Regions from separate parts of the Mus musculus genome. Here region 2 is linked to region 1. Evidence: chromatin loops called from intact Hi-C (ENCODE). Cell type or tissue: gastrocnemius. All regions are shown on one strand. Each heading gives the region's core, and the rest is flanking DNA. Links, peaks and the distances in the headings are about the cores only.

Region 1 (5,385 bases), core at 120-5,119:
AGAATATTAATCACATGTTCAAAAGTACTTCTAAGTCAGCACATTGCATGAAGTCTCCAATTAAGGAGCAAAGCTCTAATTAATGTTTCTCTTACCGTGCGAGACTTTTAAACAGGAAAGAATACTCAATACACACCCAAGGAAGGTAGCATGCACAACTCCGTCCACACAATTGAGGAAGGCAGGAAGCAGACGACATGGCTAGAGAAGACTATACAAATGCCCTAGGGAAATATAACTTGATGCATGCAGTTTTCAGTTCTTTCTACATTTGATTCTTAAGCTTGTCATTGTGCCCCCTTTCATTATGCACAAATAAAAGTATAGATGGATCCCCAAATGGTGTGTTTCTTTCTGTTAGATTATCTTGTAAGCTGCTCATGAAGATATAATTTACAAATAACTTTTAAAAGCCTAATATACAACTGAGCGCAGTGGGGTGAGAGCAAAGAAAGTGCTTACATTGCTTCTCTCACTTTCACACTAGGCCCATGCCGGCTGCTATGGAAACATTTCCTGCTCTCTACATTATTGAAAACTTTTTAAATGTACATTTTGAGCTAAGGAAGACTCACGATTTTTTTAAAATTTATTTTCTGGCTGTAACACAGTTTCCAAAATGCAGTATTCTTTCTAGTAAGCATGAATAGCACTCATATTTTTAGAAATGTTGGGAAAAGAAAGAAGAAACAAACTCAGTTTTGTGTCTTGAGGAATTATGCTTCTCTGGGAGAAAGAAACAGAACCTTCAGTGCGTGTATGGGCAACGAAACCTAGGTGTGGCTACAAGGGCTGGAAGAAGTGTAGGAAGGCTGAGCGGCTGTGCGCATGTCAGACTGTTTGCCTGCCCCCATGCCTTCTACTCCACACTTACTCAATCATTTTGCACACACTACCAAAAGTGTGCTGTTCTCCTGAAAAGTGGCTTTAAAAGTCCATCCACGAGAAGGTTGGGATATGCACAGCTAAAATAGTTGAAAATTTGGTGAGCTTTGAAAACAGCTCCAACCCACGGGTCTTTCAGTGAGCCTTTTCTTTTCTCCAGTTCTGGTTTATTCATCTAGATTGGTTCCAAGTTTACAGAACTTCAAAACTCTGTGACTGGTTTTTATCCCATTTTATTCTAGAGACAGGAGTTTTTCTGGAGTCCCAAAATGCCCTGGAACTTAGGTTGATCCTCATGTCTTATCCTACCAAGTCCTGGATTACATGCATGCACCACTAGGTTCAGTTTGTCTGCAGTGTACAGAAGTTCCTTTGGCCCATTCCTTCTGAGAGGAGACCAGTCAAAGATGTGGTAACAAGTGTGTCTAGTTGAAATATTCTCTCTCTTGTACTAAGGATACATTTCTTTTCTCCTTCAACATCTCTGAAAATACTGGCAACCTTAAGTGCTCAGGTAGCAGAAACATAAATTCCCCCAGGAATTCCTAAATACCTCCAGCCCTTCTGGAAGATTCTCTCCTAGGAAGAATACAGAATGCTTCATCAAATAAAGCATTTAAAAATGATAATAGTAATAATACCCCACCACCATCACCACCATAACAAAACAGCAGCAAAGGACTCTCTTCTACTCCAGTAGCATTTTAGTCAAATTCCAATATCTCATGATGTGGGCAGTTGTTCCTGACTTTGCACCCATTTCTCAGCATTTGGTCATTTCTAATTTTCTTTCATTTTCGTTATTTTGAGAGAGGGTCCTTTGTACTCAAGTCTGGCTCCAAACCTCCTATGCAGCTGACGATGGCCTTGAAAGATCTTCCTGCCTCCACCACCACTCCAGGTTTAATGTAGTGCTAAGACTCAAACCTCAGGTTTCATACATGTTAGGCAAGCACTTTACTAATAGAGCTATATCCCCAGGCCTGGATTTTTAACTCTGCCTTTTTGTCCCCACTACATTTTGTCTTGGTCTTCCTGGGACAGAAAGGCCATCTTTTCCACCACGGACCTGTCTAAACCATTCCTTTCCCCCATCCTTTTTTAAACTGAGGAACCCTGGAATTTTGTGAAATTTTTCTAATTTTTTTTCCATCTTGGATCCTTTAAAAAATGCACACAGCAAAAAATTGCATGTGTCTGTTTTCTCTCTGTGGTTTGGGCATTTTCTTTAAACTGCCTTGTAGGTCAGCAAAGAAATGTCAGGGCTAGAGGACTGCCCCACCCCCCACCCCCAGAACCTTTGTGCTGGCTGCTTGGGCTCCTCTGCAGAGTGAATGAGCTGTGGCCAACACATGCACACATCCTATCCCTGACAGGCAGATAAAGGCCTGTTCACTGATGGTCTCCTCGATTGTCTAAACCACAGGTGGTTTCATGTGCATTTCTCAAAGGAAGTGTTGAGCAAAGGAAATCCACTGGGTTTGGTAATCCACCACCCACCCTACAAGCCAGTATTTTCACAAGCCCAGTTTTAGAAGAAAAGTTCCTCCTGTGGACATTTGCTTTGTATGCTTCAGCCTTGCTGAGATATTGTGTAAGCTAATGATCTTAAAATATTGCTTTATTTGGCTTAATAGATCTGCACCCTTCGGAAAGAACAGAGTCATCCATGAAGGAGCTTCAAGTACCTTCATTTTACTGTTAACAAGTGATAGCTCGTTTTTCCTCCCTTTCTACATGTTGTGGCCTGGCCAGAACAAGGACTTTGCGTGTACCCGCCAATTAAATATGCAGCTCAGATGACTGCCGATTAGGAGGACTCAAGCCCTTCGGGTCAGCCGATGGTTATCTGGCCCAGATTTCACCTGTCCTGCATTTGTCCTCTAAGCTCAAGCATTCCTTATGAGGATTTCACTAAGTTCAGATCATCACTTACTGGTAAACACGTTTACTTTAATAAAGCCGATTTTAAACATTGAGCTTCATTTGCAAACTGGCCGCTAGACAAGGACAAACCAATTCTAAATTCCTTTCTAAAGCAAATACTATTTTTACCCTAAATTCCACTTGTTCAATACCAGATAGTTGGTTAGCCAAGTTCATGTTGATACCTAATGCTAGTGTACCAAACCAACACCCTTTGCGTTGAGTGATATGTAATAAATTCAATGTTGGCTTTCCAAAACTCCTGAAAGGCTCTAACTACACGTGAGTTCCTCCCCCCTACCCCTTCATTCCACAGCCCCCTTCTTCCAACCATGGTGGCTATACCAATTTCAAATATTTTCATTAACTCTTCCATGTAACCCATGAGGAACTCTTATGATGACCTCCCAATCATTTGCTATAGACAGGGTATTTCACAGACCTGGACTAAGCCAGAGCTGTTAGGCCAAGGCAGTTTACGTTTGTCTCTTCTATGTCCCAGTGACCAAGAGGCAAGGCAGTTTTGCAAGGGTTTTATCACTCATTTAACTACTCCTTCCAGTCACCAAGCAGACACACCAATCAGGTTTTAAAACTTTATTTGCATATTAAAAAAATTGTGCATTCCAATAATTAAAATTGTTTGAACAAAAAAAAATGGCACTCTGATTAAACTGCATTTTACATCCTGCAGGACATCTTTGACCATCTTGAATTTTCCTCTCTATTTCATCATCTCCCACCCAGCTTTTTCCTTCACCAACATGCAAGTTCTTTTCCCTCTCTGCTAGCCAGACCATCAGATGGGTGGGAGAGGCAGGGGAGGCCTTCCTGCTCAGTAGTTCTGATTCTTTGATGTGAAAGGGGCAGCACAGTCATTTAAACTTGATCCAACCTCTTTGCATCTTACAAAGTTAAACAGCTAAAAGAAGTAAAATAAGAAGGCAATGCTCGTGGAATGTACAGTGCATATTGGCGGCGCTCGCCTCATTACGATTCGCCAGCTTGCTTCTCTTGTTCAATTGCTGTGAAGAAAAGAAAAAAAAAAGGAGACTTAGAGCATTCTATAAAATGACATGATTTCCATTTAAAAACCCTATAAAAATTCTAGAAAGACACATAGCAGCCTCGCTAAGCAAGACATGCTAAACAGAAGTACAGTTACCCAATAAATGTATATGCACAATATGGAATATGAAATATTCCATTATTAAATCACTAGAGCCCGGCGCTTGTTGACTGCAAAACAGTTTTTAATTAACCTTTGCAGGCCATATTCATCATCATCAAACTGTCGACTCCTCCCCCGCAGCCCCCCCCCCCATCCTCCCTGCTGCCCCTCCCTTCCTCCTCCCGGCCGCTGCTCCCCGCTCTGCTCTGCTCCCGCCCAGCCCGTTCTGAAAATGGGTGGGGGCGAACAGCTTACTTTCTTTTGAAGGCAGAGGATTTTTCTCTTGCGTTTCTGTTTTCTTCAACTTCGACTTATCGAATTTCTCGATCTCAGCCATATCGGGTTTGTCAGACATGGTTGCTGGAAGGAGCTGCAGGTACAAAAGCCAAGACCAGAGCTAAGAAAGAGCCACCCACCCTCGCCTCTCCCAGTTCCAAAAGCACACCCCCACCCCGCCGGAAAGCCCAAAGCCTGAAATCCTACTGCCTCTCCCTCTGTGTGCTTTCCTTGTCGAGTCCTCTCTAAAGATCTTCCTCTTTCTATAGGAAAAAAATCTTCCCCCTTAATATTCCCAAAGGGAAGATTCAAAGAACGAAGGTGGAAATAGTCAAAGGTGAGTATTCCCGTATAATAAAATTCACCATTGCGGAATGTTAACATTGCAGCTTTGAAAAAATTAAAGTCTGGATAGATCGAAGCCATTTCCAGTTTAAGTGGGGGAAAGTCTAGTAAAATCTCTTAAAAAGGAGCCAAGGTCGCAATACGCATCTCCGTTTTCTAGAAGGGCTTGCTCTCCAAAAGATGCCAGGCGGTCCAGCTTTCTCCTCCTCACAAAGGCGGGGGAGCTGACGCCGCCAGCTGCCGACCACCGCCCTACTCGCTTCCTCTCCTCTCTCTAGTCCAACAATGCTGCCTTGGCACACAAAACTGCCTCCCCACTTCTCGCAAAAGCATCTTGATCTGCATACAGGGGCCTTTTGACGGCCTTTGCATACATTCGTCTGCAAGGGCTTCCGAATTTTCACGCTAAAGGCCGGGAAGGTTAAACCCGCCACAGATAACAGCCCTCGAAGCCATTAGGCGATTAAGGGGAGCACAGAGCGTTTGAACAAAGGATCTTTCTAATTCTGATTAATTACAGCTAGCTAGGCAAGGGAAAATATTTCGGAGAGAGGGTCGAGGAGAAAAAAAAAACAATTCCCCTCTAAGCTGCGCAACAGAATGCCCAATTTTATGGGGTTTTCTCTTTCTTAATCAAGTTCCCCTTCCCGTTACTCGGCATCTGGAAGAGTTTAGCATCCCCCCCCCCCAATTCCCCGAAACTACCATGCCTTGGACTTGGCTTTAAGGACGAGGAGGATGAGGGGCAAGTGCCTGCGCTGGACAGGCAGGGAAGGACAGAA
Region 2 (5,385 bases), core at 235-5,234, 120 kb before region 1:
GTTGGAGAGATGGCTCAGCGGTTAAGAGCACTGCTCTTTCAGAGGTCCTGAGTTCAAATCCCAGAAACTACATAGTGGCTCACAACCATCTGTAATGGGATTCGATGTGTGACTGAGAGGAATGAAAATGTACTCACATAAAATAAATCAATAAATCTTTTTTAAAAAGAGAGAAATAATAAAACTCATCTCTTGGAACTACATTTTGACTTTAGATTTAACTGTACCCTGCTAAACTCATGGAACGCTGATTAGTTCTACTAAGAGGGATCTGTAATGCTGTGTATTAATTTTAATTAAAAAATAGAAGGAATATGTTTGCTCTCTGTACTAATTTGGAATGTTTCCTGAGCAATAGCTTTGGGTAGGGGTATTTCTCAGGCCAATAATCACAAACACAGTAAGTTCACTTGTGAAAACTGTCGGACTTTGGTCTGTCATCCATGTTTTCTTAAACATACTTGAGTTATTCTACTACCCTTCTATTTAGCAGCCACCTATATATGGAATGCTTCGACTCTGAGTGTCAGACATATACATTTTTCTCTTCTTACCAATTTAGAATTTGGTTTAGAATTTAAAATTTGTTATTCAGAGTCCCAGATGGACAGAAAAAGATGATATCAATGTGTTCTGTTGTTATTGCACCTCTCTCTCTCTCTCTCTCTCTCTCTCTCTCTGTGAGTGTGTGTGTTTTCAAGACATGATCTTATATTTTTGGTTGTGTGCCTAGCCTTTAACAACTGAGCCATCTCTCCAGTCCAACTGCCCCACCTGGGGATCCATCCCATAAACAACCACCAAACCCAGACACTATTGCAGATGCCAACAAGAGCTTGCTGACAGGACCCTAAATATAGCTGTCTCCTGAGAGGCTCTGCCAGTGCCTGACAAATACAGAAGTGGATGCTCACAGTCATCCATTGGATGGAGCACAGGGTTCCCAATGAAGGAGCTAGAGAAAGTACCCAGGGAGCAGAAGGGGTTTGCAGCCTATAGGTGGAACAACAATATGAACTAACCAGTACCCCCAGAGCTCTCTGGGATTAAACCACCAACCAAAGAAAACACATGGTGGGACTCATGGCTCTAGTTACATATGTAGCAGAGGATGGCCTAGTTGGTCATCAATGGGAGGAGAGGCCCTTGGTCTTGGAAAGGTTCTATGCCCCAGTACAGGGGAATGCCAGGGCCAGGAAGCAGGAGTGGGTGGTTTGGAGAGCAGGGGGAGGGGATAGGGGATTTTTGGAGAGGAAACTAGGAAAGGGGATAACATTTTAAGTGTAAATAAAGAAAAAAAATAATAATAGTAAAAAGACATGATCTTGTGTGTCTCAGGCTAGCCTTAGACATGTGTGGCTGAAGATGACCTTGAACTTAATCCTTCTTTTTCTATCTCCAAGACACTGAGCTTATAAGCTTGCTTACCTAGTTCTGTCTCAAGACATTATCACTGTAGGGGCTAGGAAGATGGCTTACTGCGTAAAGTACTTCCTGAGTAAGCATAAGGATCTAAGAAGGATCATGGTTACCCCTCAAAAATCAGACACAGTGCTATAATGGGGGGATGGCAGGAGGAGATGGGCAGAGCCAGTAGTTCACTGAGCAGTTAGTCTAGCCAAAACAGCAAGCTCAAATTTCAGTGAGAGACTGTCTCTCTCAAAAATCAATCAGTTAGTCAGTCAGTCAGTCAGTCAGTCAATCAATCAATCAGTAAACTAAATTCAAGTCATACTTGGCTACATACTTAGTTGGAGTCCATTCAACGCTATAGGAGACCTTGTTTCAAAAGAAAACAAAAGGGAACAAATAAAAACATACAGAACCCATCAACCGTTTTCAAAGCATTAGTGTACTCCTGTAATTAAAATGTCTTTATCAGTTGGTAGGCTTTTATCCTAATTGTTTATTCTTTTAGAGTTTGTTTTTTTTTAATGAGCTATGCTATTGTAGGTACAAGCATGTGTCTATTATAGCATTGTTCATAAGAGTCAGATGTTTTAAAAAATAACCATAAATGTCCTTCATCAGATGAGTGAATAAATAGATATGATATTATGTGCTTATAGTAGAAGATTACTTGATCATCAAAAGGAAACAAGTACCAATACACAATATAATATAGATCAGTTTTAAAACATGATGCTGTGTGAAAGAAGCCTGTCAGTATAGGTCATGTTCTTCATGAATTAATTTATGTGACATTTCTAGAATCCACAAATTCACAGAAAGTGACAGCAGACTGGTAGTCACCAGGATCCAACAAGGAGAAGGGATTGAAGACTAAATGCTGTTTTCTCTTTGGGTTGAGGACACCCCAAGCAATATAATATGAGTATGTCTGCTTATTTTACAATGAAACTTTATTGTGGACACTGGCATTTTTCTTTGAAATAATCTTCAAATGTCATGAAATATTCATCTTCTCTTTTTTCTTTTCTTTAAAAAATAAAGTTTTTGAAAAATATAAAAAGCATTATGGAAAACCAATTGAATCTAGGCTGTCAGGTGGGATTTAGTGTGAAGCCAGAATTTACTGGGCCCCATCCTTACTGGACGGCAGGCAGCCAAAGGTGGCATTCTAGAGAGAAAAGGTGAAGCCTATTTTTATTTCCAATGTAGAGTGGAAGATGATGGCATATAGTATTCAACTTTCCCCCCATGGTTTGTCTACATAGGGATCTCTGAAAATTCCTGTTCGCTGTAGACTGTGATAACAGCTCCAATAAAAAAAAGAACTTATCACTCCATGGCCCTGTGGAATGCTTTGAAAGTACACTCCACTCCTAAAGGTTCATATAAACAAGCCAGACAGTTACAAAAGAAAGCAGCATCAGGAATACCCCAAATTCTTTCTTTTAAGATTTATTTATTTTATGTGTATGAATGCTTTGCCTCCACGTATGTCTGTGCACCACTTGCATGCCTGGTACACACAGAGATCAGAAGAAGTCTGATTCTCCTGCAAGTGAAACTACAGATGGTGAGGAGCAACCTTAGTGCTAGCTGGAAACTGAACCTAGGTCCTTTGCAAGAGCAGAAAGCCCTCTTAACTGCTACATAAGCACTAAGCACTCTTAACTTCTGAACTCTCTACCCAGCCCCCTCTCCCACCACCCCCAACTTCTTTTTCATTTCAGAATGTGATGTGATTTGAATTCAACTGCAGGAGGCTTCCTACATCAGCACCCATTAGAATCATGTGCTTGAAGAGCTTCCCTACAAGGCATTATGTTGCTACATGCCTACCTGCTTGGTGCAAGAATGGCACAGATTTGCCAACATGAGGTAAAAGCAAGACCTAATTGATACCATTTACTTTTGATTAACTGACTCTGATTTAATTTTTTTCAACTTTTACATTTTTCCTTTTAAACTTTTTTTATTTTTTGTTTGACAGTCTCAAGTAGACCAGATTACAGGCTGCCCTTGAACTCCTGAGCCATCTGCCTTTAAATATCCTAAGTGCGTAAGATTATAGGTGTGTATCACCCAGGACAGGTTCCTTCTCTTGAATGCAATTGTGTTAGAGTTTTACTGCTGTGAACAGACATCATGATCAAGGCAACTCTTATAATACGGACAACATTCAACTGGGGCTGGCTTACAGGTTCGGAGGTTCAGTTCACTATCATCAAGGGTGGGAGCATGGCAGTATCTAGGCAGGCATGGTATAGGAGGAGCTGAGAATTCTACCTCTTCATCTGAATGCCAATAGAAGACTGACTTTCAAGCGGCTAGGAAAAGGGTCCTAAAGCCCATATCCACAGTGACACACTTTCTCCAACAAAGCCCCACCTATTCCAACAAGGCCACTCCTCCTAATAGCGCCACTCCCTAGGCCAAGCATATTCAAACCACCTCAGCAATTAAAATCTGAGTATGATGCCAGTACACTATTGAATGGGTTAATAAAACTTTTTGATTCTCAACTTATATCCTATAAAAGTAAGTGAATACATTCTAGATAAAAAAGTAAAAGATGAAAATTACTTTGATGATATATTTATTTCAGTTTCTTAATACACAAGTATTTTGATGCTTTAATTTTATTCACAGGCAGTAAGAAGCCACAAGAAAATAAAACATCATTATTTTTTAAGCTGAATATTCAAATTAATGTCTTCTATCTGGGCCTTTTTGGTTTTTGAGTTTGAGTGAGGTTTCATGTAGACTAGCCTGGCATTAAATTGGCCATGTAGCCAAGTCTGACCTTGAACACTTCCTGATCTTCCGGTTTGGCCTCCTGAGTGATGGGATTAGATACCTGGATCACAATGCTTAGCTTCAATTCTTTTAAAAGTGCATAATTCAGGGTGCAATGACACCCAGTTTTAATCCCAGGACATGGGAGGGAAAGGCTTGTAAATTGGAGGTCAACCCGATCAACATAGCAACTTCTAGGACAGCTAGGAGTGCATAGAGAAACCCTGTCTATAAATAAATGAAGAAATGAAGAAATGAAGAAAGAAAGAAAGAAAAAGAAAGAAAGAAAGGAAGGAAGGAAGGAAGGAAGGAAGGAAGAAAGAAAGAAAGAAAGAAAGAAAGAAAGAAAGAAAGAAAGAAAGAAAGAAAGAAAGAAAGAAAGAAAAAAAAGAAAGAAAGAAAGAAAAAAAGAAGGAAGGAAAGAAAGTAACTGATATGTTGACTGGCACATGCAAACATCATGACGGCTAGCTTTAGAACATTTTCTTCACTCCAACGGAAACCTATAGCTGTTAGTAGTCACCATGCCCTCAGTCCCTATTAAACACCAAGGTACTTTCTGGTTCTGGTTTCAGCTTTTCTAGACATTTCTAATAAAGAAAATCATACAATTTTGTGGTCTTCTGTGACAGGCTACTTTCACCTAGACAAAGGCTTTCAAAGTTAACCCAAGTAATAATGTAATTAGTACTTCCTTTTAAAAGCTGAATATTAATGACTCCACTCTATTATCTATCCCATTGTATGTGCTGTTCACCTGTTAATAACAGGGGTTGTTTCCTCGTTGTGATGGATAATGTTAATTTATAACGCAACACAATCTAGATTCACTGGGAGACGGAGTGCCTAGGTGTGCTTGTGATCTCGAGGACATTAATTGCTGTGGGAAGACCCAGTTTAACTATAGGCGGGGCTATTCCCTGGGCAAGGGATCCTGGATTCTAGAAACAAAGAAAGCAAGCTGGGCAGGGTGCATCTCTCGCTCTGCTTTCTGATTGTGAATGTAGTGTGACCAGCTGCTTTATATTCCTCTCATCTTGACTTTCCACTGTGACAGCCAGTACTCTTGAACTGTGGGCCAGAATAAGCCCCTTCCCCCTTCAATACCCGTCTTGGCTATGACAAATAATACCACTGTGACCATTTGTATGGATGTTCCTGTGCATGTTTTCCTTTCTC

Evidence for each region. Hi-C counts contacts between places; a loop is a spot of excess contacts. Peaks named below come from ENCODE experiments on the same cell type or tissue, not always from the same donor. Only the 100,000 strongest peaks of a DNase experiment are listed, where the experiment ranks them.
Region 2: a loop joins it to region 1, with 2.5 times the contacts of the local background. A loop is called at or near these places in 1 of 42 quality-filtered maps.

The regions. Positions count from the first base shown.
Region 1 is chrX:167,203,700-167,209,084 of GRCm38, forward strand. It overlaps Tmsb4x (thymosin, beta 4, X chromosome), which reads right to left. Exons shown (of 3, transcript NM_021278.2): 2 at 4,238-4,352; 3 at 3,395-3,836. The coding sequence starts at 4,337. The coding sequence ends at 3,802. Among named protein-coding and RNA genes, the nearest start is that of Tmsb4x, 2.8 kb to the right of the region's middle. In gastrocnemius, for the core only: no CTCF peak of the experiment used is centred there; DNase peaks (open chromatin) are centred at 2,224, 2,699, 4,215 and 4,857; H3K4me3 peaks cover 2,816 bases; H3K27ac peaks cover 4,409 bases.
Region 2 is chrX:167,082,177-167,087,561 of GRCm38, forward strand. No RefSeq gene overlaps it. Among named protein-coding and RNA genes, the nearest start is that of Gm8817, 14 kb to the left of the region's middle. In gastrocnemius, for the core only: no CTCF peak of the experiment used is centred there; no DNase peak of the experiment used is centred there; H3K27ac peaks cover 362 bases.